Regions from separate parts of the Homo sapiens genome. Here region 1 is linked to region 2. A link is an interaction called in ENCODE POLR2A ChIA-PET data of the cell type or tissue named here. Cell type or tissue: OCI-LY7. All regions are shown on one strand. Each heading gives the region's core, and the rest is flanking DNA. Links, peaks and the distances in the headings are about the cores only.

The links. Peaks named below come from ENCODE experiments on the same cell type or tissue, not always from the same donor. Only the 100,000 strongest peaks of a DNase experiment are listed, where the experiment ranks them.
Region 1: POLR2A ChIA-PET joins it to region 2 with 18 read pairs; 2 of 35 experiments call an interaction of 5 or more read pairs at or near these places.

The regions. Positions count from the first base shown.
Region 1 is chr7:101,892,080-101,903,973 of GRCh38, forward strand. All of the region lies in intron 1 of CUX1 (cut like homeobox 1), which reads left to right. Among named protein-coding and RNA genes, the nearest start is that of CUX1, 80 kb to the left of the region's middle. RefSeq lists enhancers at 3,733-4,233, 4,234-4,734, 8,262-8,761. In OCI-LY7, for the core only: no CTCF peak of the experiment used is centred there; a DNase peak (open chromatin) is centred at 4,222; H3K27ac peaks cover 3,220 bases.
Region 2 is chr7:101,983,959-101,995,852 of GRCh38, forward strand. The region is part of intron 2 of CUX1 (cut like homeobox 1); the gene reads left to right. Among named protein-coding and RNA genes, the nearest start is that of CUX1, 170 kb to the left of the region's middle. RefSeq lists enhancers at 1,087-1,999, 2,986-4,185, 4,975-5,784, 5,680-5,729, 7,269-7,328 and 1 more and a silencer at 4,131-4,425. In OCI-LY7, for the core only: CTCF peaks have their summits at 5,375, 5,578 and 7,003; DNase peaks (open chromatin) are centred at 5,313, 6,063, 7,073, 9,563 and 4 weaker places; H3K4me3 peaks cover 6,258 bases; H3K27ac peaks cover 8,000 bases.

The sequences.
Region 1 (11,894 bases), core at 2,699-10,698, 93 kb before region 2:
CTAGGAGCATCTCTTTTGTGTTGGAGCGGAGAGTCAGTCCGGACTTTGAGCCTCTCCTTGCACTGACCAGCGGCAGGCTGAAGACAGTTGGACTTAAGAAAACTTAATCTAGAAGCAATATGCTGGTCAGATTCTTTCAATGCTAGGTTTAGTATCGTTCCTTTTTCTCCCATTTGGTGAAGTGGTGTAATGCTTTAGCACATTTTAAATAAGATTACACAAGCGGCTGTTAGTTGGCATCAAGAATCTTTTAATCTGGAAAGAAAATGTTACCTCCTTCATTTGCAAAACAGAGTGTTTCTGGCACCGTATCCCAAAGTGTCTTCTGGTTGTTCCGTTTTTCAGAAGTTACTGTGGGCTTCTAATTACCCTCATTTAGACATCCAGGACAGAAATTGCCACTTCAACAAGAAAATTTTGTAATGAGCCGGAGGAAATGGTCTCATCATTACTACGTTATACGCAGTCTGAGAGTCTGCGTGGATTTTTATTTCACAAGAATGTGACTGTTTAATTGAAAAATGTTGTTAAAATGTGCTTTCTGTTCCTATCAGTATGTTGTTAGTGCTTATATAGCCATGCTCGAGTCAGTGAAAATTGGTGCCCTTTGCCAAAATACTTTTTTTCATTTTTGTGTATAATTTTGTGAGCTAGGTCTATTTTTGTTTAATTAGGCCCTGCAAGAGAATGAGGGAGAGCTGTATTTAAATTTTTAGACCATTAAAGGGCCTAAAACTATCCTAGATGAAAGGCCCCCAAAATTAGCTTTAATATTTATTATATGAATAAAACCAATAGGGAAAACGTTTCCAGAAACCCTTTCTCTTTTTCCTTCTTCAGACAGCTGGCTAAGATTAATTGCAGGCCTGAACGTGGGCATGTTTGCTAGTTTCTCTTGTTCTATTACTAGAAAATAACTCTTAAGAGAGGAGAGAAATACCGTCTTCTTGTATTTGGGGGGCAGGCTGTACATTTTATAACTCACTAATATAATGAAATGTTTGTTGATAACATCATATTTTGCTTTCTGATAGAAAAGTCCTAATTTCTATTTTCTTTTTACTTTTTATTTTTATTACTTTTTTTTTTTTTTTTTTTTTTTTTTTAAAATAGAGATGAGGGCTTGCTGTGTTGCCCAGGCTGGTCTCGAACTCCTGGGCTTAAGCAACCCTCCTACCTCAGCCTCCCAAAGTGCTGGGATTACAGGCATGAGCAACTGCGCCTGGCAAGTTTGTTTTACTTTTTATTTTTATTACTTTTTGTTTCTAATTTCTACTTTCGACAGGATTCCTTTTAAAATTTTAATCTAGGAAACAAAACTGCACGTGAAAGATTTGCCTTGTAGACGGAAAGTTCTGGAAACATCAGCTCCAGGCTGTGGTGTGAAGCTGTCGGGCTGATTTGCCTGGTAAGAAGCGCGTTTGGGGCACGGAGGGTCACCTTGCCCCCTGCGAGCGTTCTTTCATCATTTGAGCAGCCAAGCATCCCTTTTGGGCCAAGTTTGCCAAAGACTCTAACGTAGAGAAGTGGACAGACCCAGTTGCATGCTGATGTTAGGGGCAGAGAGAAAGAAGGAAAGATCCTTGCCTAGCTTAAGCCCTTGTGCTTCTTCCCCACATTTATTTGACTTCCCAAATTGGATTGGCTGTTGTGATTGAAAAGATTGTCAGCACTATGTAAATGAGAATGAGAAGTAAAAGTGCATCTCATGCAGATAATTTCTATGTAGATAATTTGCCATAAAAATTTATATTGCAGTCCTTAAAACCTTCGGAGATTTAGTCTGTCTAGGGAAAGGTGATTTATACGGCATTAAAACACTTTTTATGTCCCAGTCCTTTAGATTTAATGTTTATTGCCTATAAAAATGAAATCTTCTTGTGGATATTTAAAAGTTTTGGTACTGTGTGAAATATATATTCAAGTTAGAAATGCTTTGGAGATGTTGTAAATAAGTGGCAAATCTCTTGCTCCAAAGTCCACTGTGTTGTCTGGGCCCGCATCTTGGCTTTGCACGCCTGAAAAGCTGCCTCGGGTACCGGTGTCTGATCATCACCATAGTGGGTCGCCAAGTAGGAGAATGTCTTATGTAGGGATTTGGTGGTTTTTCAAAAAACTTAAATTAGCTAACAAGGATGGGACTATTATAATTCCTCAGAAAGTTATGCAAGGTCTGACCAGAATTTCATTCCAATCTGCAGAAAGACTGAATTATGGTGCAGTTTTTTTGGTTTTTTGTTTGTTTGTTTTTTGAGACGGAGTCTCGCTCTGTCGCCCAGGCTGGAGTGCAGCGGCACGATCTCGGCTCACTGCAAGCTCCGCCTCCTGGGTTCACGCTATTCTGCCTCAGCCTCCCAAGACGCTGGGATTACAGGCGCCCACCACCACACTTGGATAATTTTTTGTATTTTTAGTAGAGATGGGATTTCGCCGTGTTGGCCAGGCTGGTCTCAAACTCCTGACCTCAGGTGATCCACCCGCCTCGGCCTCCCAAAGTGCTGGGATTACAGGCGTGAGCCCCTGCGCCCGGCCTATGGCGCAGGTTTTAAAGAGTGGAAGTGCTTTGACAATGGAATGCCCAGTACAAAGCAGTTTTTAGGCTTTTGCAGCCACTCAGATTCATAACAGCACGCTTCAATTCTGGTCTTAAATAAAACTCTCATGGAGTAAATAAATCATATGGTGGGGACAGCACTGCTGTGGAGGAGGGTACTGTTTAAGCATTTTGGGGGTTCCTGAAAGATGTTTCTCAAAGTGAGCGCTGGAGAGGAGTACCTGGTTTGATTGTTGAACTAAAGTGTGGTTTCTGTAACCCTAGGGAGTTCTTCCCTAGGTATGATTGAGCTCCCTGAGTGCTGGGATGGTGACCTCCCCAGCCTGTCTCCAAGTCTGAGTACTGGTCGGCTTCCTAGACTCCTTAAAACGCTGGGTATTTTATTTAATTAATTTATTTATTTTTGAGATGGAGTCTTGCTGTGTCGCCCAGGCTGGAGTGCAGTGGTGCGATCTTGGCTCACTGCAACCTCTGCCTCCTGGGTTCAAGCAGTTCTCCCGTCTCAGCCTCCTGAGTAGCTGGGATTACAGGCATGCACCACCACGCCTGGCTAATTTTTGTATTTTTAGTAGAGACGGGGTTTCGCCATTTTGGCCAGGCTGGTCTTGAACTCCTGACCTCAAACACTGGGTATTTTGGAAATCATGTGGGAAGTGCTTTTCCTAGAGTTTTGTAGCTCCTCAAAAAGGCAGAACTAATCAACCAGGCTTCCCCATTGTAGCCACAGTTGGATCCCAATGGTAAGGGCCATTGGGAAACCAATGGTCTGGGTGAGTCTGGCCTGGGACCCTGGCATGGGGAAGAGACTGGACTTGAAGGCTTTGGATGGGCAGCTTGGTCTGGACAGTATTGGAAATAAAGGAACTTGAGACTTTGAAATTGCTGTGATGGGGGTGTTCTCACCTGTCCATAGGGGTGGGATGTCAGTAAGCTTTGCCGGTGTCTGTCCCATAGATAGACTCAGCTCTGCATTGCAGCCCCAAAAGGAGCCTGCATTCTTAAAAGAATTTTAGGGGAAGAAAGATTTAAGAGAGCACCTGAAGTCCTGAATCCCTTCAGAAGGAATTCATGGCTGCCTGTAGTCAGCTGCCAGTCCAACCTTGCCCTCCAAAAGAAGTCACAGAGATTGAGTTTTCAGCGAGGCAGGGAGAAGTTGTCACATTTGCCTAATTCTTGTAGAGGTGAGAGTGGGAGTAAACTGGAAGGGGGCGGATTATTGGTGATTTGGGGGCCACGTTTCCTTGTATCACCTGTAAAGTTTTTTTTTTGTTTTTGTTTTTTTTTTTTTTTTTTGGAGACAGGGTCTTACTCTGTCATGCAGGCTGGAGTGCAGCGGCACAATCACGGCTAATTGCGGCCTCAACCTCCCCAGACTCCCAAGTAGCTGGGACTATAGGCATGCACCACTGCACTTGGCGTATTTATTTATTTATTTATTATTTTTTCGAAGAGACAGGGTCTCCTTATGTTGCCCAGGCTGTTCTCAAACTCCTGAAGCAATCCGCCCACCTCAGCCTCCCAAAGTGCTGGGATTACAGGTGTGAGCCACCATGCCTGGCTCACCCATAAAATTAAAATGAAAAGAGCAGACCACAGCCAGCAGTCTTCCGACCTCCAGCTCTTGCAGGTCGTGGGCAGCCTTGCCCCAGGTGCAGCAGGTAGGCCAGGAAGCAGGTGTGGGAACAGAGCAACAGCAGGCACCGTGGGGACATGCACAGTAAGCGTCGAATCGGTGTGCGTTTGCAGAAACGTGAATGGGTGAATGAAGGGGTGTATGAAGGTATACACAGGAACGCCACAGTCAGCTTTGTGTAAAGTAGACCAGTGAACAGATTGCTGGTATTGCTTCTGACAGCTCTGCTCCTCAGGGGAAAATGGTGAACTCACTTTAGAACTCGCCTTTGTCAGCTCCAACTAGACTCTGGAAGGAACACAAATGCTCAGACTTTCCCATGACAGACTGTGAAGCAAAGCCAGTTACACAGCTACCGTCACTAATATTTTTGGTATAAAGCAGTTGCTAAAATTAATTCCAGTCTGAAACTTGATGAATTCTCAGTCATGGAATTAACAGGTCTTAAATGGGAAAAATAAAAAATTAGCTTGATTAAAAATAAATGTTTGTGCTGAAATGTGGAGCCTGTCTGTCCCTAACAAACTAAATATGAAGTTTTTCATCTTAGAGGATTTGTTTGCCTTTGAGTATTCATAGGGAAAGTGCACGTTTGTACCAGAAATTTAGAGACGCACTCCCAGTAAGTTCTTACGAGCAGTCAGTATTATCCTTTTTGTATAAGGCAAGCAGTCAGTCCCTATGAAGAGTAAGATACAAGCCTGGCTCAGCAGTGGCCCCCCTGAGCCTATCTGATGTGCAGAAAAGTCACGCACACACAACTGTCTTGAAGGGCAGCCTCCTTTCAGCCAGCACCCATTTACTCCCTCTTATTAGGCCTTCCTCTGAATTTATATCAAGCAAACTATTTAGGACGCATCTGCGAAGCAGGAAGTGTGTTTCATTTTGTTTTTAATGAGGTTTCAAACTCTCTCTTCCCATCTCTGTCCCTGGATGACAGCGCAGAGTTTTACGTCATTTGCTATTAGACATCTTGTGGCTTGACATCCTCGAAGGCTCAGCCACCCCTGGGTGTGTTTGGTTAATACAGCAAGTGAAGCCTGGGCAACATATCGAGGCCTCATTTCTACAGAAATTTTTAAAAAGTAGCTGGGCATGGTGGCATGCACCTGTCGTGTCAGCTACTTGAAAGGCTGAGGTGGAAGGATTGCTTGAGCCCAGGAGTTCAAGCCCGCAGTGAGCTATGATCGTGCCACTGTACTCCAGCCTGAGTGAAGGGCGAGATGTTGTCTCTTAAAAAAAAAAAATAATAATAATAAAATAAAGAAAAGAAAAAAGTAGAGGTTCTGTGCTTAGTTAGAAGATATCTAACAACACAATTGGTTAGACTTTCATAATTATTTCTGCTGATGTAAGTATCACAGCGCAGGTCATGGGCAACAGTTTACTGTTTTCACACCCAGCTTCAATGTTAAATGAACCCCAGACTATAGCGTGACCAGTCTGATATTATCATCCCCAAATCTTTATAGTTTCAGCTCTTGGGATGGATGACTGAATAACCATTTTTTTTCCAGTGTGGTAGTCTTAGGGTTTTGCTTATTGGTGTGTGTGTTTCAAGAGGAACCTCTGTTCCTTGGACTTGATGTGAGTGGCAAGTCATGTAAAAAGCTGGATTTTATCAATAGTTTTTGTCTAAAAACCAAAACCAAAAAATTCTTCCCCTGCAGTACCAGTGCTTGAAATAAACCACCCTCCTACCCCCACCCAGCTTGCCTGCGTGGATCCAGTAGCACCCCCGGTACCCCGGTGGGCCTTTTTGGCAGCCCCGAGGGGTCAGGGATCTAGGGGGAAGAGTCACCGCAGGGAGCGCAGATGTACTTGGAGTGGGGAATGGTTGGGGGGGACCCATTCCCCTGCTTTAAACCGCAAATGTCTTTTGATATCTAGTAAAATTGGCAAGCAGAATGATTGAAAACATGTGAGAGGTAACTGGATCTAAGTCTCAAGTAGTACATATTTGAGAAGTTTTCCCCAATGTAAAAGTCACTCTTTAAGAGCCTTAAACTAATAAAAACAAGGAAATTCCATGTTACGGCTGCCACTCGGCCTTTTCATTTTTATTCCAGAAGTCAGATCTGACAGGTCAGCAGCTCACTGGCTCTGGGCTCCCCGTGTTTAAAGCAGTGGGGACGAGGAGAAGAACTGGCAGCCGCCGGGACGGGGAAGTCTCCAATGCCATTCAGTGCCAGGCTCGTAATTCCCTCTTAGTTTATCCTATTTTCTCTTCTTGGGGCGGCTTCCTGTATGTACTTTATTCACTGAAGCTGCTTCAGGATTCCTTCAGAGACTATTCTTGTTTCTTTCCATTTCTGTGTCTTTTTTTTTTTTTTTTTTTTTTTGAGACAGAGTCTTGCCCTGTGGCCTGGGCTGGAGTGCAGCGGCGCGACCTTGGCTCACTGCAACCTCCGCCTCCCGGGTTCAAGTGATTCTCCTGCGTCAGCCTCCTGAGTAGCTGGGATTACAGGCACGCACCACCACACCTGGCTAATATTTATATTTTTAGTAGAGACAGGGTTTTGCCATGTTGGCCAGGCCAGTCTCGAACTCCTGACCACAGGTGATCTGCCTGCTTCGGCCCCCCACAGTGCTGGGATTACAAAGCATAAGCCACCGCACCCGGCTAATTTCCTTTATAGTTACACTAGCTTGGAAGAATAACATACTGAGTGGCGTGGAAGGCGTTGGTGCACATAGGTGCAGCATCCCAGAGCCCCGTCCACTGGCGGCTATTTGTGCATGGCTGCCTGTGGCTTCTTATCTGTGATGGAACCTCGTGGGCAGAGAAGTGGCTGGAGAGCATCACCAAGGCTGCCTGGTCCAAGTTGCTTCCTGTTGCTGCATGGGCAGTGTTCTGGGGTCCAGACCCTGGGTGGTAGTGATAAGATGGTGATGGGGTGGAGTGGGTCCTTATAGATCCCACATTACTGAGCGGCCTTTTGCCCTTCAAACCAGATCACAATCCCCTCCCTGCCAGTTGGTCCTCAAGAAATCACAGGAGGCTGGGCGCAGTGGCTCACGCCTGTAATCCCAGCACTTTGGGAGGCCAAAGCAGGTGGATCACTTGAGGTCAGGAGTTCGAGACCAGCCTGGTCAACATGGCAAAACCCGGTCTCTACTAAAAATACAAAAAAAATTAGCCAGGTGTGGTGGTGCACTCTTGTGATCCCAGCTACTCGGGAGGCTGAGACAGGAGAATCTCTTGAACCCAGGAGGCAGAGGTTGCAGTGAGTCAAGATTGGATTGTGCCACTGCACTCCAGTCTGAGTGATTCTGTCTCAAAAAAATAAAAAAATAAAGAAGTCACAGGAGGCCCAGCATACAGAGAACATCAGGTATAGAGAGATGTCCTTCCTGGGCCAAAACAGGTGGTGTCATTTTGCTGAGTTTGATAGAGAAAAAGTCCTGATGTCTGTGTACATAAGAACTCACGTCTAGAGTTCGAGAAAAACCGGTGATGAGAACTTGAACTTGGAGGAGTCACAGGGGGATCAGGAAAGCTTGGTAATTGGCATGAATTTCCTACCTCCAGGGGCCTGGCACAGAGACCTAGGATGAAGAGGGGGCCATCGAGCATGGTGTGAACTTGGAGAGTGTGGGGAGCTGCCCCAGCCGAGGGCACTGGATGGGAATTCATGCCAGAACCCCATCACATAGCGGCAGGAGCTGTAATTGTGCTTCTTAATTGTGTATCTTCATTTAGTGCGAGTTTAGGTGGTTAGCAATAGCTCTTTAGCTAGCTTTACAGAGTCTAAGTTAAAGAGCCCCTCAGCTATCTTGTAGAAAGCGCCCTGGACAGGATGGGGTGATGCTGACAGCTGGAGTCACTGTTCCAGCGCCCAGAATGGGGAGACTAGCAGCACTTCTGGGCAGCCCATGAAGCAGCCTCTTCCCTCTGCCGGTGTCCCTCATGTCCAGCAGAGCTAGAAGTGAAACTCACTGAGGATTGACGCGGCCCCTTTAAAATCGCATCTCCGCTCTTGGCACCAGGAGCTGTCATGTAGTGTAACCTGTTGGTGCCCAGAACCCAGGTTTCCTGGTGGCAGCCAGCGGTACCGGTGCCAGGAGGCAGCGAAGGAATCACTTGCGACGCCCGCTCTCTCTGCCATACGAGTGTCGTTCTGCGGGGCCATCTGGCTGGCAGCAGCTCTCAGCCAATGGCAGGATGTTGTAAACCTCACTCGCTGAATGCGGCACCGAAAATCTTGAAAATTAACTGCAAAAATAAAATCAAAGCTGGCTCCGAGATGGTATTTCTTGGCCTGGCATAAGCTCTCCGGATGAACTTGCTCTGCCTTGTTGATAGATGCCTCTTACTAGTTTGGTTTTTTCCCAGGAGCCAGTTGGCATCTTTTAACTTTTCCTTGTAAAATCCAGGCAGAAACATTTTGAGAGCTTTCTGGAGTTTTTATTTGCTAATTAAAATGTGAGAAGGGAACACAGCCACAGGTAGAGGTCTAGTGCAAGCCACAGCTGTGATTCAGAAGAAGAAAAAAAAAAGCCAAACCTGACAGTTTCAAAATGAAGTTATTAGCACTTCACCTATAACTGTGATAGCTTTTAACTTGCAGGATCCTTCTCTTAGGCACCACCTCCCATCCGAACCCCAGAGCATATGGGAAAAGGAGCTAATGTGTGTAAGTTGCAGGATACTTAATCACTGAAGAATCTAACAATGATAACTACTATCTCTCTGGAACTTTTTTTTAACTTAGAAGAGTATGTCTTGTTCTGTTTATATATCACATAGTTTTCCAACGACCCTGGGAGGTGAGGTAGGTGGTATATTTTACCAATGGGAAAATCGATGCTCAGGAAGTCTTGGTGACTTGCTCAAGTTCCCATAACAAGAAGCTGCTGAATCCAGGATGGAACCTGGTCTACCCCAAATGCCCCTACTGCTTCCTAGGGCCCAGTAATGCCCCTGGGTAGGGCGGGCCCAGCTCTGGAAGAAACAGGGCTATACAAAAAATCACCCAATATTGGGTCACCAGCCTTCTTCTACTTGCAAAATAATTAAGCAAAATCTGTTTTTATTTGTTTTTGAGACGGAGTCTTGCTTTGTCGCCCAGGTTAGAGTGCAGTGGTGTGAACTTGGTTCACTGCAACCTCCGCCCCTAGGGTTCTAGCGATTCTCCTGCCTCAGCCTCCCGAGTAACTGGGATTACAGACTTGCACCACCACGCCCGGCTATTTTTTTGTATTTTTAATAGAGACAGGGTTTTGCCATGTTGGCCAGGCTGGTCTCGAACTCCTGACCTCAGGTGATCCACCTGCCTCGGCCTCCCAAAGTGCGGGGGTTACAGGTGTGAGCCACTGTGCCTGGCCACAAAATCTATTTTAATTCTGCAAGTTATAAGCAGCCAGTGGCCCACCAGGCCCAGCTGTACGTTCCCAGGGACCCCCCAAAGCGTATATGTCCCGGGCACACACACACTAGGTGGTTTGTTTTGTTCCCCAGCAGCCCGTGTCTGCCCGGGCAGATGTTAGTGGCTGAGAAACCCCAACAGGGAGTGAGCCACAGGCCCGCGGGTGGCTTCCCTGCCAGTGTTCTCCTCGCGAAGGGGAAGGGAGCCCTTGCCAGAATGGCTGGTGCCCTAACAAATTGATTCCTGCCAAACAATAGAAATAAATATTTTCAGCAGACAGAAATGTTGGCTCTGAAAGCATTCAAATTAAAGGCTTATTTCTGAAACAAATACTTTAGGAGGAAAACATTTTTACCAGCGCAGATGAGATCAGAGCTATTCCTTTTGGCAGTGGCAGGACTATTTTGAGACTCAGCCACAACGGTTTCCCTGCCCCGTCTCGTTTTTCACTGATGACCTCGCCCCCTGTTTCATGGAGACAGGGAATTGCATTCAGCTAGAGGCATGGGGAAGAGATGGTGGCATGGTGTTCTGCAGAGAGCCTCAGTTGGACAGTCGGCCGAATCTGGATTCAAATCCAGGCCCTACCTCTCCTGCTATGATTTCGACAAAGCCGGTCAGTCATCTGATCATCAGCTTCCTCAGTCTGTGAAATGGGGCGGTACCTCCCTTGCAATGGTTAATAGCGTTATCCTCAGGACCTGGGGGTCATTGGAGGCCAGCACTGTCCCTAGAACTCTCTGTGTTGATTAAATGGTCTCTACCCGCCCCAGCAAATATAATTGCCACTAGCTACATGTAACTGTTGGGCCCTTGAAGTATGGCAGCTGGAATGGAGGGAACAAATTTTAAATTTAACTTAGATGAAATGTAATCCACATGTGGCCACTGGCTACCATTTTGGATAGTGCAGTTCCCATTCATCCCTCTCATTTCATTAGTTGGTCCCTGGAGCCAATTAATTGGTTGGAGGGTCAACCCACTACAAATCTCCCAAGTCTTTCTCTGTGCCGGATGCAGCTGTGCGGAGTTGGGACCTGTCTGTTGTCTTTGACATCCGTCTTCTGTCCTGCAGACGGAGCAGTGGGGCAGTGCCATCGAGCTGGGCAGAGGAATTAATATCTTAGCCATCAACTGCCCAAATCAACCTTCATGGGCATCTTTTAATTTTCTAAGAGATGGGGTCTTGCTGTGTTGTCCAGGCAGGACTCGTGGGCTCTTTCCGCCTCAGCCTCCCGAGTAGCTGGGACTACAGTTGTGCACCACCACACCCCTCTGATATTTCTTAATTTTAATGGCTGATGTTTCTTAATTTTAACAAGTTCCCATATGTCTCATGATGTATGCTAAGTATAAAAAGAATAATAGAAGGCATGAAGTCAAGGGGCCTGTTTCCCGGGCATTTGTTTCAGTGGTGAGTCACATTCATGCGAAGCCTCGGTTTCCTTATCTGTAAGACCAGATCAGCAAACCACCTGTGGCTGCCTCTCTCCCTGGTTGACCCCGAGGCCAAGAGGAGGGGCAGGGTCAGCAGCCGGCCAGACCTCAGTAGCCCCTCCCCATCCTGGTATGGGGGAACACAGGAGGTAGAAAACAAGTGACCTACACAAGGCGGGTGGTGGCGGGGGAGGTCCCACTTTAACAGGAGGCAAGATGGCCGGGAGAAAGCTATGGGGAACCCAGGCAAATGGAGATGAGCAGACCCCAAGAACCGTACCCTAGGGGGCTGGCTGGGTCGGGGGAATTAGGGTCCTTTGGGCTCCTTGCAGAGCCGAAGATTGTAGTGGGGAGCACTGCGTGTGCCTACAAGGCTGAGCCTGGCAGGCAGAATTATGTGTTGTTTTGAGATAACAGCCACAACAGAGCAGTAAAGAATACTGCTTATAAAACGGACATTTTTTTGTAGCTCAAAAATGGTCAAATATCAGTAATGTCATGTGGTTTGAGTAATCCATAAAGCAGAGCCCTTCTCGTTAGGGCTGAGAATTATCCTCCCCTCTCCCTGCCACAGAGCCGGCCACGTGGCCTGCCCCGGCACCTGCTCCGCCTTACATGTCATTATGCGTCTCCGAGACAGCGTCTCTCACATCTCACCGTTTAAATGAGCGTCTAGCAAGTATTCTATGGAGTGCAATGCTTGTTGGATACATCTGGCATTTTCATCTTCGCAGAGTGGGTTTGTGACGGGGTGAAAAACAAAAAAACAAATTCTTGATTCTTGATGGAAATCTCTCAGTCCTGAGAGATTTATAAAAAAGGCTTGTAGGAAAACTTTGTACGCGTAGCTTTTATACTCATAGACCAAATTATAATTTTTTATTCAATCTTATTTTCTGAA
Region 2 (11,894 bases), core at 3,648-11,647:
GGGAGGCAGAGGTTACAGTGAGCTGAGATTGTGCCACTGCACTACAGCCTGGGTGACAGAGCTGAGACTGCACCACTGCACTCCAGCCTGGGTGACAGAGCAAGACTCTGTCCCCCCCCAAAAAAAAAAAAATATATATATATATATATATATATATATATATATATATATACACACACACATATATATATGTGTGTGTGTGTGTGTGTGTGTGTGTTAGGGGACAGATGTCCAAAGTGTGTCAGTGTCCATCATGGCTATTAGACTGTCAGGCATTGAATATGGGCCCATGTTTTATTTCTCTTTATTTCCTCATTGTTGAACACATGGGTGTGCCTCCTATGGATGGGACCAGTGGCTGACTCACCTTTCCAAACTTGCATCCTGATGATCTGTAAAGTGTACCCACCCTGTAAGATTGTCGTGGGACAATGTAGATAAAAACCTCGATATACAGCCTAGTACACAAAGGACGGTGTAAATATTCTCTTCCGTGCTTCGTAGATTTCATTTTTGAACGCTCAGATTGTTCTCCGGCAAAAAAAAAAAAAAAAAAAAGTGCTTGCAGTGAGAACCTGCCCTGCACTCTCAGGCGAGCTGTTGGGTGCAAGTCCTGCAGGACTGAGCTCTGAAGGCCACCCACACCCTGGGTTGTGCTTGGATGATGGCATCCCTCCTGGCACAAGCGCAGATGGGCAGTCGGGAGGGAACATCAGCCTGGGAAAACTAGATGTCAGTGAAAAATGCTGGAGGTGGCTGGCGTTCGCAAAACTCAGTCGTAAAAAACAGCACGTTCTCAGTACAAAATGAGCACTGTTAAAAATAAACCGCGCAAGAAGAAATATATGAATACGAGGGCATGGCAAACAGTTTTGCAAGGTATTAAGATCGCATTAATCTTAATTTTATTATATATTAAAGTTTCTAACTTTTCAAATAATGCAGTTTTCGTTGTTTTAAAACGTCTGAGAATTATAGAGCTATTTGGTGTGGCTCTCAGGCAAGGACTCCTGCCATTTATTGGGGCCCTGGTTTTATTTAATAGCCAGATGAATGGAATAGTTAATAAAAGAAATATTGCTTTATTCCCTGACATTTATGTCCTTGGTTTCCAATAAAGAATTGAAATTATGAATAGTTGATGGTTTAAATTGATGTTTTATGTTGAACGCTAGCTATAATTTGCCCTCTGAGGATTGTAATACCGAGAAACAGATGGTTTCTCACAGTAACAAATTGCTATGTGTATACACGCTATAGTCTTGGCTTTCAGATACTTTCACCTTTGGTTCTGAGCTGCTCTGCAGACGGGAGAGGGGGGTCGTGCGGGGAGATCAGCCTCTGGAGGAAGGGGTTTCCTGCCCTGTGGGGGAGACACAGACAGGCCCTGGGGGTTCAGGGAAACTGGGGAAATGTAGCTAGCCTGGCATGGTGTCAGTACCTGGGGCCAAGAGGAGCGTTCTGTCCACGATCATGGTGGCAGCTGCAAGGTAGTGCCTGCAGGACTGCTGTGCATGTGGCTGTTTGACACCATGCCGTGCTGCAAACTCCACATCTTCCTAGAACAACCAGGAGAATGCCGTGGAGACTTGTTGCCAGATTTTTGCAGTTGCCCTGCAGTGGAGAGGTTAAGAGCTTGGACTCCGGAGCCAGGTGGCTGGGCCACTTTGGGGGAAGTTTCCCAAATTCCCACATCTCAGTTTCCTCATCTGTAAAATGTGCATAAGAGCAAAAGCCACCACCCTGTTTTGAGGATTCAGTAAAACCATCCCTCTAACACAACACTGAGCCCAGTGCCGGGTATGGTGTCAGTGTCTGCCAGGTAATGGTGTAACGAAAATTACAAAGCAGATTGATGTGGTGTGATTCTTGACGTTACAAAAGCTTCCTTGTTTTTCAGAGGGAGTTCCCACAGGGGTTCTTTAGACAGGCAGTGCATTAAGGTTGCAGAAATTTACTTTCCAGAAGGTTTTAAAGGAACGCAGCTTCAATGGCAGCAAGGTACCTGAAACAGGAACCCTTCCAGAGTGTCTCTGTTTTGTTGGCCTTTGAGACCTGCCGCTTCTGACTGCGGGGACCTGGGCTGCCCCAGATCTGTCTGTCAGAAGCCTGGAGTTGTTAAGCTGGTGAAATTTAACACCACTGTAAAGAGCCCCTCACAGACAATTCAGGAACGCTTACAGATAGAAACCGGTCCTGGTTTTAAGGTGTAATTTTGCACAAGTGTTAACAACAAGAGATGGAATTGGTAACGAGGCACTGGGGTCGGATCTTCATATTTTTGTCACATTTCATCGGTGAGATCAGTAGGTCTGTCTCCCCTAAGAGGAGTGTGGAATTTAGTGTTTTTCCTTTTTTGGGCTGTGACCCAAGAGCTTGTTTTCAAGATATGTATTTATTTAGAATACAAGGCTCTTTTCCATAAGGAAAGAAAATGTTACAGAAATGAGCTCTCAGTTAATTGAATAAGAAACCTGTTCGTCTCATGACTCACTTAAGAGAGAGCTGGCAGCCCTTCCTGAATGCCTATTACAGGCGGCACTGTGTCCTTTTACTTAATCTTCCCAAGGAGGATGAGGGTTGCAGGCTCCCCAGGCCCATCGCTGTGTTGGTGAGTGACAGAGCCTCTGTAAAGGAATGGGGATGAGCTCTGAGCCCTTTTCCCGTGGGCTCTGCTGCCTGGAGGCATGCCCTCCCTCGGCTTGTCTTCCAGCTCTCGCACAGAACCAAGTGTTAACTGGTGGTGGTTTGGAGACGAGAGGAAATGGACCGTAAGGACCATTGAGTTGGCATAAGGAGACCAGGGCCCAACTCCGGACCCTACCAGAGCAGAGTCTTTCTCCTCTGTAATGTGAGACTGTAGAGCTCTAGAATGTTCCTTCTCCAACTCAGAGCTGATGCTGTCAGGGCCCTGCTGCAGGGTCCTTCAGTGGCTCCCTGTGGCCTGAAGGACAAGCCAGCTCCTGCCCTGGAAGCCGTGGGGATGTGGTCCTAGCCTGTGCTCCTGCCTCGCTCACCTCCCTGGAACACCAGGGCCACCTCTCTGGGCTCCTCCTGTGCCCCAGTCTGCTCCTGCCACCCCTGTCCCACCGTGCTTCCTCCCTCCCTGTGCCTCAGCTCAGGCCTTGCCACCTGGAGCTCTGACCTCGTCCGTCTTGGAATGAGGCACCTGCATGGGTAGCCCATGGGTAGAGTTGCAGTCATCTGTTTGCTTTCGATTCACTCCCGCATCCCGACACAGTGCCCAGCACATCATCGATGAATGAGTGTGGGGCAAATGCTTGCACAGAAGTCCGTGCGTGAGCCACGACGGTAAACAGAGGCGCTCCTCTTGTCCTAATGTGGAACTCCCCAAGCTACGGGAAAGGGGTGCATATGGACCGCTGCTCACTCACGGCTCAGATACTTCCACGGTAATGGGTTGGCGACAGTGACTCAGCTTCTCATAGGTTCAAGCGGAAGAAATGGTGAGTCCTGGAGCACTGCTTGCTTTGAAGTCTGTTTCAGACTAGGGTCATGTTTCAAAGTTTTTGAATTTCTTTTTTATTCAAAAGACATTTGATGAGTTGACTATTGGGGGAACCTTGACCCCGGTGACTCCGTGGGACAGGGGATACCCCCGGGGTCCCTTATAAGCCTGCTGACTCACCGCCTGTTCTCCATCTTCTGTCTTCCACATTAGAAGCAAGGGCGGGGACATTGCCTTTCCCGGCCGCTGCGGTGTCCTGGCGCAGGGCACGTGCCTGAGGGCCCTTGGTCATCCGAGGGAGGACTGCACCAGGGACATCAGAGTGCTGATCTTACAGGAAACGGCAAATGAATGGAATTGGTCTGACTCCATATTACTCCTTACTTAGATGTAAAACAAATACACATGATTTTTCATCCTAGAAGAAAGTCTAAACGAACTCTTGACAAAAACAGCCAAGTTCAGAGAAAGCTGACTCTGTTGGTGTAAGAAGCGTTTTTTCAGGCTGGGCTGCTGGCTCATGCCTGTAATCTCAGCACTTTGGGAGGCCGAGGCAGGTGGATCACTTGAGGTCAGGAGTTCGAGACCAGCCTGGCCAACATGGGGAAACCTCGTCTCTACTAAAAATAGAAAAATTAGCTGGGCGTGGTGGCGCATGCCTGTAATCCCAGCTACTTGGGAGACTGAGGCAGGAGAATCACTTGAACCCGGGAGGCAGAGGTTGCAGTGAGCTGAGATCACGCACTGCACTCCAGCCTGGGCAACAGAGCGAGAATCTGTTTCAAAAAAAAAAAGAAGAAGAAGCTGTTCTCCGTGAGTCAGCCCCGGTGTCTGATAAGTGTCTGCAGCTGACAGCTCAGAGCTGGTGTCAACCCACTTTGGAGGCTGGGGTGGGAGGCAAGAAACCCAGACAGAACCCCTCCTGGCTGCAAAACCTCCAGGCTTAACTGTGGCGCCCACTCCATGGTGGGTCTTAACTCTCCTGAAAACACTTCATGGGCTGTGGGCCTCTCGGGTGCTTCTGCGCCAGCTCTTCCTCTTCACCTCCTGCCACAGATCTGTGTCCCCAGGCTCTCCTGTGTGTCTCCCTGCTCCTCCTTTCCCTCCAGGTCCGATTCCACAGCCCTGGGCTGCCTTTCCACCTCTGCCTTCTCTGGGGTATGTCCTCGCCTCTCCTGTCACCATTGTCCTCAGGGATCTTCCAGCTTTCCAGGCATTTGGAAAGAGGCCTCCATACCTTGATGTGGCCTCCCAGGTTCCTTGCGACAGAGTCCTGCGTCGGGATACCAGGGGCTGGGCGCGGTGGTTCATACCTGTTATCTCAGCACTTTGGGAGGCCAAGACAGGAGGATTGCTTGAGGCCAGGAGTTTGAGCCAGCCTCGGCAGCATAATGAGATTCCATCTCTACAAAAAAATAAAATTTAGCCAAGTGTGGTGGCATGCACCTGTGGTCCCAGCTACTCGGAAGGCCAAGGCAGGAGGATTGCTTCAGTCCTGGAGGTTGAGGCTGCAGTAAGCTATAATCGTGCCATTCCAGCCTGGGAAACAGGGTGAGATCCTGTCTCAAAAAAAAAATAATAATAATAATAATAATATTTGTAGGGGAAGGACACTCAGATTTCCTACTGGAAGCAAGGCTTCCTCATTCCATCAGATTCTGCTCCTCCTCCAAGGCTCGGCTCAGGGGCCTGCCCCTCCATGAACCTTCCCAGCCCTCAGCCCCCTTCCTTCCTATTCCCCCAGCACCGACGTCACCTCATCCTGCCCGACTCTGTAGCATGCAGGCCTCCGTCCTCCACCCAGCTGCAGAACCGGAGACCTCAGGTGGTATCTGGTTCCACGTGTCCCCAATGGCACCTCGCCTGGAACGATGTCTGCGCCGACCAGTGATAACAATCGAAATAGCAGGCGTGGCTGACCGTGTGCCGAGGCTCGGCGTGCCGCACTGGCCAGCCGTGATTTCATCTCAGCCTCTAGCATCCTGCTGGGGTAGGTTAATAATCCCTGGATTTCTCAGATGGGAAATGTTAGGAAAGTCTGTAAGCCCCCATGGAAGGTCCCGGAGCCCAAATTCAAACCCGAGTGGAGCGTTCTGTTGCTTCACTGTGCTCTGGTGTGAATTTTAATGTAAGGCCCTGGCATTTAAGAGCTCGAAGACACCATGGAGGTGGAGAGCTCAGCCCTGTCATTGGATGGAAGCTGAGACTGGTGAGATTCTCACCGGGGCTTTTGCAGGGAGTTTGGGGGAATTTTGAAGGTGGTACAGGTGTTCTGACCCCAACACCATCTCCTCCAGCTGGGCCACACACTTATTTCCTGCTCCTACCCCCGTCCTTCCCACCCCTTGGATTCTGGGTGTACAGAAGAGTGGGCACATGCTAAGGTCAGCCCTGGGTTAGCCTCATGGACAAGGTGGGCCTGGAGCAGGAACCCGCCTGATAGAAGACACTCAAAGTCTGTCCGTACACGCTCGGTGTGGGCATCGCTTGCACGCAGGTGCAGCTTTTGCTGTGGGAAACCACTTTAAATGAATTGATAGCCTCACCACAGTGGAGCCATGGCCCGACTGTGGAGAGACTCCATTGTAGAGAAATATTTGAGTGAAAGGTTTCATGTCAGAATAGCATCTGCATGCAAATAAGAGGCATGGGCGGGTGCAGTGGCTCACACCTGTAATTCCAGCTACTTGAGAGGCAGAGGCAAGATGATCTCTTGAACCCGGGATTTTGAGACCAGCCTGGACAACATGGTAAGACCCCATCTCTTAAGGAAAAAAAAAAGGTTTAAATTAGCTGGGCGTGGTAGTCCCCGTAGATGAAGTTATTTGGGAAGCTGAGGCAAAAGGATTGCTTGAGCCCTGGAGTTCAAGGCAGTAGTGAGCTATGATTGTGCCACTGCATTCCAGACTGGGCAACAGAGCCAGACCCCATCTCTTTTGTTTGTTTGTTTGTTTGTTTGTTTGTTTTGTTTTTTTGAGATGGAATCTCACCCAGGCTGGAGTGCAGTGGTGAGATCTTGGTTCACTGCAACCTCCGCCTCCTGGGTTCAAGCGATTCTCCTGCCTCAGCCTCCCAAGTAGCTGGGATTACAAGTGCCCACCACCATGTCTGGCTAATTTCTGTATTTTTAGTAGAGATGGGGTTTCACCATGTTGGCCAGGCTGATCGTGAACTCCTGACTTCAAGTGACGCTCCCACCTCGGCCTCCCAAAGTGCTGGGATTACAGGTGTGAGTCACCGCGCCTGGCCCAGACCCCATCTCTTTAAAACAAAAAAGTACATGGGATAAATGGGGAAAACACTCTTGAGACAAGACCAAAACATACAGTGGCTGCTAAATGTCAGTGCCATGAGCCCAGGGTTCTCCTACATCCCCTTCCGTGGTCAGGGAGGACTGCTGGGCTCTGTGTCTTCTGTGATTCTCCCCTGGCTCTGAGCCCTTTGCACCTGCAACTCACAGCGCCGCTCAGGTCCCTGGGGGTAAAGTGCCATAGGATAAAAGCCACAGGAGGGTTTTGAAATGCTCTTTTCCTCTCAGATATGTATTTCCGCATCTTTACGGAGTCTCATCAACGCTTTTTAAACCTCCCCTGGGATTTGAACCAGCGCCCATAGATACAGGTGGCTTGTCAGGTCAGCTAGGTGCTGCTACTGAGGCAGCATCTGTCCCTAGCCCCGCACCCACAGGTTCAGAAGGGGAACGCTTCCCCCGGGTGGCTTATGAGATCCAGTACTTCTAGTTTCACTTCTTTAAAAATACCGTAAAAAAGAAAAAGGCTGTCAAAACACAAGCAGTGTTTGAAACGAAGCTTTGTAGGTCCCCCTACACCACCACCGTCGTGGGCAGCATAGCGGATGAGTTCTGGGACACCAGCTAAAATGTGGGCAAGAGAAGCCAGGGCGCGTAGCAGATGTGTGTGTGTATCTTTATGGGATTCAAGTCATGTCTCTGTTTTGTTGACCAACTTCCGCTAGAATTCATAGCCATCTAGCCTATGTATTGGATTTTTATTTCTGTGATGTCTGCTTCTTTTAAAAATATCAGTTGGGGCCGGGTGTGGTGGCTCATGCCTGTAATCACAGCACTTTGGGTGACCGAGGGGGGTGGATCACTTGAGGTCAGGAGTTCCAGACCCACCTGGCCAATATGGCCAAACCCTGTCTCTACTAAAAATACCAAAATTAGCTGGACGTGGTGGTGTGCACCTGTAATCCCAGCTACTCGGGAGGCTGAGGCAGGAGAATCACTTGAACCCGGGAGGCAGAGGTTGCAGTGAGCTGAGATCGCGCCACTGCACTTCAGCCTGGGGAACAGAGTGAGACTTCATCTCAAAAAAAAAAAAAAAAAAATCAGTTAGTAGCCAGGCACCATGCACACACCTATAGTCCCAGCCACTCAGGAGGCTGGAGGATCACTTGAGTTCAGGAGTTCAAGACCAGTCTGGGCAACATAGCAAGACCTCATCTCTACAAAAAATAAAAAATTAGCAGGGCATGGTGGCACATGCCTGGAGTCCCAGCTCCTTGGGGGAGGCAGGAGCATCTCTTGAGCCCAGGAGTCCGAGACCAACTTGGGCAACATAGTGAGATTCCGTTTCAAAAATATGTATCAGTAGGTTAATCTAGACTTTGTTTACATGGGCCAAGTGGCCAAGGTCACATCTTAGAGTTGTGGACTGTATAATCAGGTAAGTGTGGCTACAGTCACAGAAAGTCAGGGTAGAAAGAGGCTTGGAGGGGGGTGCACTTCTTCTAGCCAGAGCTTTCCTACTGAGCTCCTTAAAGCACAGGGGAAAGTGGGACGGGGTTGGGGGGCAACCTAAAACCCACCCCCTCCCATCTTCAACCAGTGCGACCCTGTTTTTACCTGCTCAGCAGTATTGTGCATCCCTGTAAAATTTTATTTGAAAATGGCCTTCTGCAGTTAAAACTACAAAAAAAGGTTGAAAGTGGCCAACTTAAACTCCACTCTGTTTCTTTTTTGATTGGGGAGACTGGTGTGCATAGAAGGGAGGTGTCAGCTAACGAGACTGTTACCTCACCACAGATGCCCACCCGTGGGTGATGGAGCTCCCAAGTCCTGGGCCACACCCTACGTGCCCCATGCCCAGCAAGTTGGGTGGGGGAGGGGTCAGTACATGTTTGTAAGATAAAGAAAAACATCCTTCCCAATCAGCCGTATTACCCAGAGGGTGATACTGATTTAGATCTTATTTCAGTTTGGTTAGAGAAGCTCAGGTACCAGTGAGCAGAAGTCTGGCCATTGTGGTGGCTTCTGGAAGATGATGTGCCATACTGTTAGCAGGGGTGCAATTTGGGGTGTGAGGCCACCAGAGCTTTGATTTCCGCCCCCGCCGCCCCCCTCCAACCCCCGCCCCGCCGGATTATTTGGAGTTTTTTTATTGTTGTTCATGGTAATTACCTGCTATTAGACAACAATCTAGTTCCATTTGCAATAGGGAATAATACGTCTGTGACACAGTCTCCAGACTTAGGGAGCCTCTGGCCACCCCGAGGGGGCCCTGGTCATTCTGCTGCTGGTCATGCCTAGCTCTGGGTGGCCGACTAGGTGGCCTGGGCGGGAGGGTCCACTCTTTGCCTTTATAAAAAGAAGGGCTTGGGCCAGGCGTTGTGGTTCATGCCTGTAATCCCAGCACTTTGAGAGGCCAAAGCAGGAGGATCACCTTAGGTCAGGAGTTCAAGACCAGCCTGACCAACATGGCAAAACCCCGTCTCTACTAAAAAATACAAAAGTTAGCCGGGTGTGTGGTGGGTACCAGTAATCCTAGTTACTCGTGAGGCTGAGGCAGGAGAATCGCTTGAACCCGGGAGGTAGAGGTTGCAGTGAGCCGAGGTTGCACCATTGCACTCCAGCCTGGGTGACAGAGTGTGACTCCGTCTCAAAAATAAATAAATAAATAAATAAATAAGATAACAAGGCGTGCTGGAGATGGCCACAGGCCTCCAGCAGCCGCACCATCAGAGAAATGGAGTCAGAGAGAGCTGCAGCTGCTCTGATGGGGGGTGGGAGTATGCAGGATCCTCTGGGGGTGGCTCAGGCCTCCCAGGGGAGCACTTACCTTTTCATTTCATAGTATGTCGGAGCTGCTGATGCAGGAATAAAGCAAAGTGCCTGGCACTCTGCGCGACTGCTATTTTTTCATTCATTCATATATTTGTCCTTCCTCTACACATGTATGGCAGATTAACAAAAGCACCTCCACGGCCTAGCTATGTGGCCCCCACGGGTTTCTTAGCCTCTCTGAGCAAGTTGGACAGGGCTGCCTTTTCCTCTCCCTAACTCTGACTTCTGTCCCAGCCTCTTCCATCTAATGTCAGCCCTCATCCCTGCCTGCCCCTCCCGGTGCAGACTGGGACATTCTCAGGCTGTTTGAGCCACCCCTTCATCCTCTGTGCTTTTCCCTGGCATCCTGGACTCCCTTCTCCCCTTCATGGTGCTCCTAGGCCATTCCCAGCGCTCCTGTTACTCTCTCTGTCCTCCCAGCCCCAAACCCGTCCAGCTCTGTATCCATCTGCCTGGCTGCCATTCATGCTGCAGACGTAGCACTCCCAGAGCCCATCTGTCTCCACACATTGAGGCTTCCAGCCCCCTAACCCCGGTAGTGGCCACAGTGCCCAGTGGGCCACCCCAGCCAAGCCCAAGAGTGGCCACATGGGAGCCCTTCTTCCATCTCCCTCCCCTCATCCACACATTACCAAGTCTTGCCAATTTCATCTCCTGAGGACCTCAGCTTCTGTCATTCTCTCCCCATTATACTGCAGTTGCCACCGTTATTTCTCTCCTAGACCTTGGCTGGCATTACTTGGACATTCATTTCTTTGGAATCTCTTGGCCAGCTTTGCACACCTTTAACTAGACTAAGAAGATTTGAGGCCAGGGGCAGTAGCTCATGCCTCTAATCCCCAGCAGTTTGGGAGGCCGAGGTGGGCAGATCACCTGAGGTTAGGAGTTTGAGACCTACCTGGGCAACATGGTACCCCGTCTCTATTAAAAATACAAAAATTAGCCAGGTGTGGTGGCACACGCCTGTAATCCCAGCTACTCGGGAGGCTGAGGCAGGAGAATCGCTTAAACCCAGGAGGTGGAGGCCGCAGTGAGCCAAGATTGTGCCATTGCACTCTAGCCTGGGTGACAGAGCGAGACTCCGTCTCAAACAACAGCAACAAAAAAGGAAATATGAGCTCCCTTCCCAGATCCGTGCCTCTGGACCTGGGCTGAAGGCTTCTACTCCCTCCATTGTCACCTTCGGGAATCTGCTTGTTACCTTCCTCCCAAGAATGTTCCAGAAGGTCTTGGTTTAATTTCTGGAGGGCATTCAAGAACTCAGTCATCTCACGTGTCTAGAAGAGAAACATTAAGGCCAGGCACGGTGGCTTATGTCGGTAATCCCAGCACTTTGGAAGGCTGAAGCAGGAGGACCACTTGAGCCCAGGAGTTCAAGACCAGCCTGGGCAACATAGCAAGATCTCATCTCTACAAAAAAAAAAAAAAAAAAAAATTAGCCGGGCATGGTGGCACATGCCATTAGTGTCAGTTATTTAGAAGGCCGAGACGGGGGGATCATTTGATCCCGGGAAGTGAAGGTGCTGTGAGCTGCGATCCTGCCATTGCATCCAGCCTGGGCAACAGAACAAGACCCTGTCTCAAAATTAAAAGAGAGAGAGAAACAAACATGGCAGCTCAGAAACCTGGCTGGGGGTGATTGTGGGGAACTGCTGCTGACGGGCTCTTGGGCACACCCCTCACTCCAGCCATTCTGCCTGGATGCCTTAGGAACACTCCTCATACCCTCCTAAGAGTCCCATCCAGGCCGCCATGGCTCACTTATCCCTGCCACGTGGACTCCAGAAAACATTCTCAGTAGAAACCCACAGAAACTGTTCCCAGTCACAAAGCACGCCAGGTGCATCCTGTTCTTTCTGTCATTTAAAAAAATGAATGTGTCTCTATCCCTCCTTCTTATAAAACAGTACCCTCTCACCCTGCATGGCTTAAATTCTGGTCTATCTTACGCCTTTGGATTCAATGACCTTCATCAAATGTCTGCAAGGCAAGGGCCATTTACAGTAAACATGGTGGGAACTTAGCAATGTACTTGGGAAATAAATTCTGGTCACCAAATAGAGAAGCAAATGCAACAAATAATCCCACAGACCATTATAAAATGTCTTTTAGACGATAGTTGTCAAGAATTAGAGTTACTCGTCCAAAACTGTTGTTGGTGTTTGGAAGCATCCAAACATCGGCTGGCCCATGTCCCATAGGGGCGTCTGCTTAGCACCCTGGTGAGTGGAGAGTTGTGTGTATGGGGACTTAGCAGAGTGGGAAGCAGCTTGCAGGAAGGTTGCCAACGCTTATTAATATTTACCAAAAAGATGCAGGACCGGCTGCGGTGGCTCACGA